2 separate regions of the Homo sapiens genome follow, and region 1 is linked to region 2. Evidence: chromatin loops called from intact Hi-C (ENCODE). Cell type or tissue: right lobe of liver. All regions are shown on one strand. Links, peaks and the distances in the headings refer to the core of each region. The heading gives the core; the rest is flanking DNA. Region 1 has its middle 22 kb from the start of LINC01671. Region 2 has its middle 38 kb from the start of LINC01668.

Evidence for each region. Peaks named below come from ENCODE experiments on the same cell type or tissue, not always from the same donor. Only the 100,000 strongest peaks of a DNase experiment are listed, where the experiment ranks them.
Region 1: a loop joins it to region 2, with 5 times the contacts of the local background. A loop is called at or near these places in 91 of 110 quality-filtered maps.

The regions. Positions count from the first base shown.
Region 1 is chr21:42,591,754-42,594,662 of GRCh38, reverse strand. No RefSeq gene overlaps it. Among named protein-coding and RNA genes, the nearest start is that of LINC01671, 22 kb to the left of the region's middle. RefSeq lists enhancers at 2,463-2,909, 451-2,909. In right lobe of liver, for the core only: CTCF peaks have their summits at 1,026 and 1,232 (motif pointing left); DNase peaks (open chromatin) are centred at 692 and 1,232; H3K4me3 peaks cover 606 bases; H3K27ac peaks cover 807 bases.
Region 2 is chr21:42,816,905-42,819,813 of GRCh38, reverse strand. No RefSeq gene overlaps it. Among named protein-coding and RNA genes, the nearest start is that of LINC01668, 38 kb to the right of the region's middle. In right lobe of liver, for the core only: a CTCF peak has its summit at 1,381 (motif pointing right); a DNase peak (open chromatin) is centred at 1,353.

The DNA of each region.
Region 1 (2,909 bases), core at 269-2,768, 230 kb after region 2:
AGCATTGTTTGGGTGCAATGGTATGATCCAATAATTTGCTTAAAAATACGTAATAAGGCTGGGCATGGTGGCTCACGCCTGTAATCCCAGCACTTCGGGAGGCTGAGGCAGGCAGATTACTTGAGTCCAGGAGTTTGAGACCAGCCTGGCCAACATTGTGAAGCCAACATCATGAAACCCCATCTCTACAAAAATACAAAAATTAGCCAGACATGGCGGTGTGAGCCTGTAGTCCCAGCTGCTCGGGAGGCTGAGGCAGGAGAATCGCTTGAACCTGGGAGGCAGAGGTTGCAGTGAGCCGAGATGGCGCCACTGCACTCCAGCCTGGGTAACAGAGTGAGACACCAGCTCAAAAAAAAAAAAAAAAAAAAAAAAGCAAACCATATGAGATAAAATGAAGGCTTACATGGTAGATTTGAAGCAGGAAAGGCAGGCTGTTGACAACTGTCAAGGCTGAGGGATGGGATATGGTGCATATTAAGCTGTCTATTTTTATGTACCCATGAGAATTCCCATAGTAAGAAAATGTGAAAAGAAAATCATAAAACGAAATCACAAGCAAGGCTGGTTTGTTGCAGCCTTTTTTGGGTTGGATTTGGGTGAGTCTAGGCTTCCCAGCAAGCTCGAGGAAAGGACAAAGGTCGGGCTTGTGGCCTGGGTCCCGGCCCTGAGCGTGGAGTCGAGTGAGGCTTGGCTCCCACCCCTGAGCCGTGGACCTGGTACCTGGGTCCTGACCCTGGTCAGCCACAGCATGGCTTTGGGAGCTGAAGCAGGTCACCCTGTGAGGCTGTTTCTCCACTTTTTACTAAAAGGCGGGGACAGCGAGGCCTCAGAAGGAGCCCTGGGAGGAGGGGGTGGCGGATGGGTGGGGAGTGGGTGCCCCACGAATATCCTCTTGCCCCCATCCTCCCTCCTCGGCCAGCCCCTGTCCCCGGAGCCCCCACTCCTGCCCTCCCCTTCTATCCTAAAGCCCAGGCTGGCTCTGGATACATTTGATTTCTGATTTGTCATTAAATGTGACAAGCGAAGCCAGAGGACCCTCTGACACCCAGGACTGAGTGCAGCCCCAGGAGGGGCTTGCCGGGGTGTGGTGGAGGGGGCAGTGTGGCCCAGCTGGGGCGGGGGTGGGGCCAGGGCCGGGGTCTCCCGATCTCTGGATATTTGAGCTGCGGACCGGACAGGATACGCTCCTCCACGGGGAGGGCCTCAGTGAGCCGGGGCTGGGGGGCCCTCTTGTGGCAACAGAGGGCCTGGGTTCTAGGTAACAAAGCAAAATCAAAATCTGGGAGCGGCCTTTCGGGAGCCCAGGCAGACGCAGCTCACCGGTCCCCTGAGGCCACCAGCCCAGCAGGCTGCAGGGAGCCTGGATCTGCAGGCGGTGGCCGAGGCCATGGTACAGCCCACCCAGCGTTCACCCTGCGGTCCGTGGCGATGGCCGAGGTCCTGGAGTACTGATGAGAGGTGCCCTCCCAGGTGCCAAAAGGAGCTTCTGCAGACACAGTTCCGCGTGCAGGGCTCCCGGCAATCGAAGTGCAGGGCCGGCCTGGGCCAGAGCACAGGTGAGTGCAGACATAGGCTGCCTTTACAAAAGGCACAGAGCCGTGGCCGGAACCCCTGGGTCTGGTCTCCACGGCTGCTTTTGGGGCCTTAGTTTCCTTATCTGTCACATGGCCTCTGAAGCTGCTGTCAGCTCTAAATTGTGATTATTGGACCAAAGTTGAACCTGTTACTCTTCTCTGAGAAGTGGCTTTCCCTCTGGTCCTCCCATTTCTGACTCTTCTCACTTACTGCAATTTTCCAACGGCACCTCCCTCCAACCCCTTCAGTCCCCATTGTGAGAGTCACGTCCTAGGGCTCATCATTGGCCATGCCCGCCGGTCTCCAGAACCTCCGCTCCCAGGACCTCACCCACCTCCCATCTGTCCAGATCAGCCCCCAGCAAGCTTTCCGGCCACTGGGACCACTCATTCCCCACTCGCTCCATCATCCACCTCTTCACCAGCCTGAGACCAGGCTTGGGTTTCCTGGGGCACCAGCCTCGCCTCTCCTTTCACGCTCCTGTCCCTTGTCCCTCCAGCCTTAGTGGTATGGAAAACCCTGATCCTGGTGAAATTGGTGAAATCAGTGACCCTCTGTGGCCTGTGCTCCTGAACTTCCTTCCTGGACCTCCTCTAGGGTCTGGAATGGCCTTTCCTTAGATCTGCAGGGTTCATTCCATCACACCCTTATCCCATCCTCGAAGACGACCGTCAATACACAATCATACACCCCCCGCTCCTGCCCCAGACTGTTTACTGTTCCTTTGTTAGTCGTCTATTGCTTCCCCTAGACTCGACTCCATGGGGCCGATTTGGCTCTCCCGGTTTATTACCGTATCCCTGCGCTTATTCTCAGGGCTTGGCAATACGAGTGTGCTGAATGAATGAACAAGCAAATGAATGCTGCTCTTCTACCATCAGGTTTGGAATCATGGCTCTGGATTTGGGTAAATTTTACAACACCAGGCACCCAAGAGGTGTCTTCATGGGGCTGGCTGCAGAGTGGGCCGTTCTGAAGGCAGAGCTTCTAGAGCTGGTGACCTTGCTGTCCCTAAGGCTGTGGTAGGATGCGGGGCTCACACAGAGTGGCTGCAGCAACTCTTGGGAAAATGTGTTAAAAATACAACTGTCCCAGGAAGAAACAGCCTTGGAATAGAGTGTTTACATTCTTTTTGGTACTCGCCTTGACTTTTAAAATGAACTTAATTACTTCTGATTTTAAAGATAAGGCAGGTCCCTGTAAAACAGGTAGACAATGCAGAAAGACGATGCATCCTCCAGGTTCAGCCAGAGGAACAGAACCAGTTGGAGATCACACGCACACGTGCACACACACGCACACACACATGCACACACATGCATGCACACACA
Region 2 (2,909 bases), core at 159-2,658:
TGTGGCTTGATCTTGGCTCTCTGTAACCTCTACTTTCTGGGTTCAAATGATTCTCCTGCCTCAGCCTCCCAAATAGCTGGGATTACAGGCGCCTGCCACCACGTCCGGCTAGTTTTTGTATTTTTAGTAGAGATGGGGTTTTGCCATGTTGGCCAGGTTGGTGTTGAATTCCTGATGTCAGGTGATCCACCCACCTCAGCTTCCCAAAGTGCTGGGATTATAGGCATGAGCCACCGTGCCCAGCCTGATTTTTAGTTCTTATGCAGGTGCTTTTTTGTGTAGATCATTGTTAAATTTGGGAGGACAATTGGTGGAGGATTCCATTTGGCCATCTTGCTCCACCTCTTTTCCCCTGTGTTGTTTTTTGACATGTCCCATCATTCTTTGAGCACTGCCTTGTTTCTATAAAAAAAGATTTCAGGCTTATTTTGTACCTTTCCTGCCCAAGCTCTACAATCAGCCATTTCTCCAGGGAGCCCTGATTTTATATATTGGAGAATGGTATTTAGAAACCAAGATCTGAGCTCTAGGTGTATTCATTACTGTTGAGGTCTAAGGCCTTCTCAGTGGACAGAGCAAGGAAACAAGCATATTAATACACACATTTCTATGCGGATCTATTTCTGTACTTATATTGAAGACCATGAGTGCACACCAGTTCCTCCGACCCAACCCCATGGAGCGCATTCTCATTTTCTCCCTTTCCAGATTTGTGACTCCCTTTTCCAACAGTGAGAAACCTGGTTCCCATTATCATCAGTGTATTTACTATTGTATCAATCCCCAGTGTCTGACCAATTTCCAGTGGATGACCCACCTCCTAACATGGATGTCCTGACCACTCTTCTCGGGTCCTGGCACTCTGTGGGCCACTGCTGTCCCCATAAGTAAACTCTCCTCATCCCTTTTGGGATCTGGAACTCTGCACCAGGACAATTCTGGGGCCAGGTCCCGTGGATACCTCCTCATTGCATTGGGGCTTCTGGAGGCAAGAAGTCTGAGATCAAGGTGCTGGCCTGGTCGGGTTCCCAGTAAGGGCTCCTTTCCTGGCTTGTGGACAGCTACCTTCATGCTGTGTTCTCACATAGACTTTCTTCTTCTCTCCTAGAGGGGTACCAGTCCTATCAGATGAGGGTCCCACCCTTATGACCTCATGGAACCTTCCTTATTTACCTCCTAAAAGCCCCATCTCCAAATGTAGTCACATAGGGATTCAATATTTGAATGTTGAGGGATACAACTTGGTCCATAGTGCCCAGCTGGGCCCTGCCACCCTACCATCCTACGCTGGTCTGCCATCCTGGCCCCTCCACCACCTGGACTCTGACACCTACTCCAGGCCTGTGATGCTGCCCCTCCTCCTGCTGCTGCGCTTCATGCCACCAGGGGGCCCACCATCACCTTGCTCAGTCTAATAGATTTTAAACTAAATTATTAAGGAAGGGAGAGAAGGAGAGAGTGAGGAAGGAGAAGGAAGAGGAATGGAAGAAGTTGAAAATATATTAACTTTTTGAATTTAGGTTTTACATATTTGAAAACATTTACTTGGTGGCTCATAGGTTCAAAGTTTGCCTTTCCTCAAAAATTCTTCCTTTTACTACTAAGCCAGGACCCTCTTTATCCCTAATAAAGCTATTTGTCTCAAAGTCACTTTTGTGTGATATCAAAATTGTGACAACAGCTTTCTTTTGATTTCGTATTTTCTTGGTATATTTTCCCCAACTCTTTTCTTAGTCCTCCTTTTTTCATTATATTTTAGGTATGTCTCTTGTAAACAGCAGATGGCTGGATTTTTTTCTTTTACTTTAAGAAGTCTGTCTTTTAACTGACTACATTATTTATATGAAATAGAATTCTAGTATATTTTGACTCAGTTTTCCCAACTTATTTCGTATTTTCTTTTTACTGCATCCACTTTTTAACTGGCATCAACCCCCTTCTTTTGGGTTGGTTGTGTTTTACGCACCTCCTCCTCTTTTCCTCACTCCACTGGTTTGCAAGTTATACATTTGATTTCTTTTCTTTCAGTGCCATGCTCTGATAAAATAAAGGACATTTATTACAGAAAAAAACCCCGTAGTGCAACAACTGCCTCTTCCTGGGGATGAGTAAGCACTCAGTGACATGGAGCCCGGATTTGCTCTTAGATAAGGAGGGATAGAGACCCTCTGGAAGGGCTGTGGGGATGCAGCAGTGGGGTGGCTAGGCTCAGCATTGAGGAGCCCCCATAACTCATGCTCATTCCCTGCACACAATGAGGACTGTGGAAGCGTTTCTTCTGCTTCTCTTAAAGCCCTGGAAACTGAGCTGTGGCTTGATGGATTGGCCTGTTGGGGGTATCCAGGGAGTGCGCGGGAGATGTGGACCAACAGACTTGATGATTGTTTCTCAAGCACAATCTTCCTGGGGAAAAGAGAATAAAGAGCTCAGACAGTGAGATCCCAATAAAATGAAGATGGGAATTTATTGTTGAGGAAAAGAACCTGCTATGTTTGAATGCTTGTCCTTTCCCAAACCCATTTAGAAATTGATCCCCAATGTAGAGATTAAGTTTAAGAAGTGATTGGGGCCAGGGGCAGTGTCTCACACCTGCAATCCCAGCACTTTTGGAGGCCAAGGCCAGTGGATCACCTGAGGTCAGGAGTTTGAGACCAGCCTGGCCAATGTGGTGAAACCCCATCTCTACTAAAAATACAAAAATTAGCTGGGCGTGGTGGCAGGTGCCTGTAATCCCAGCTACTCAGGAGGCTGAGGCAGGAGAATTGCTTGAACCCAGGAGGAGGAGGTTGTAGTGAGCTGAGATTGTGCCACTGCACTCCAGCCTGGGCAACAGAGCAAGACTCCGTCTCAAAAAAAAAAAAAAAAAAAAAAAAAAAAAAAAGTGGTTGTGTTCTGACGGCTCTGCTCTC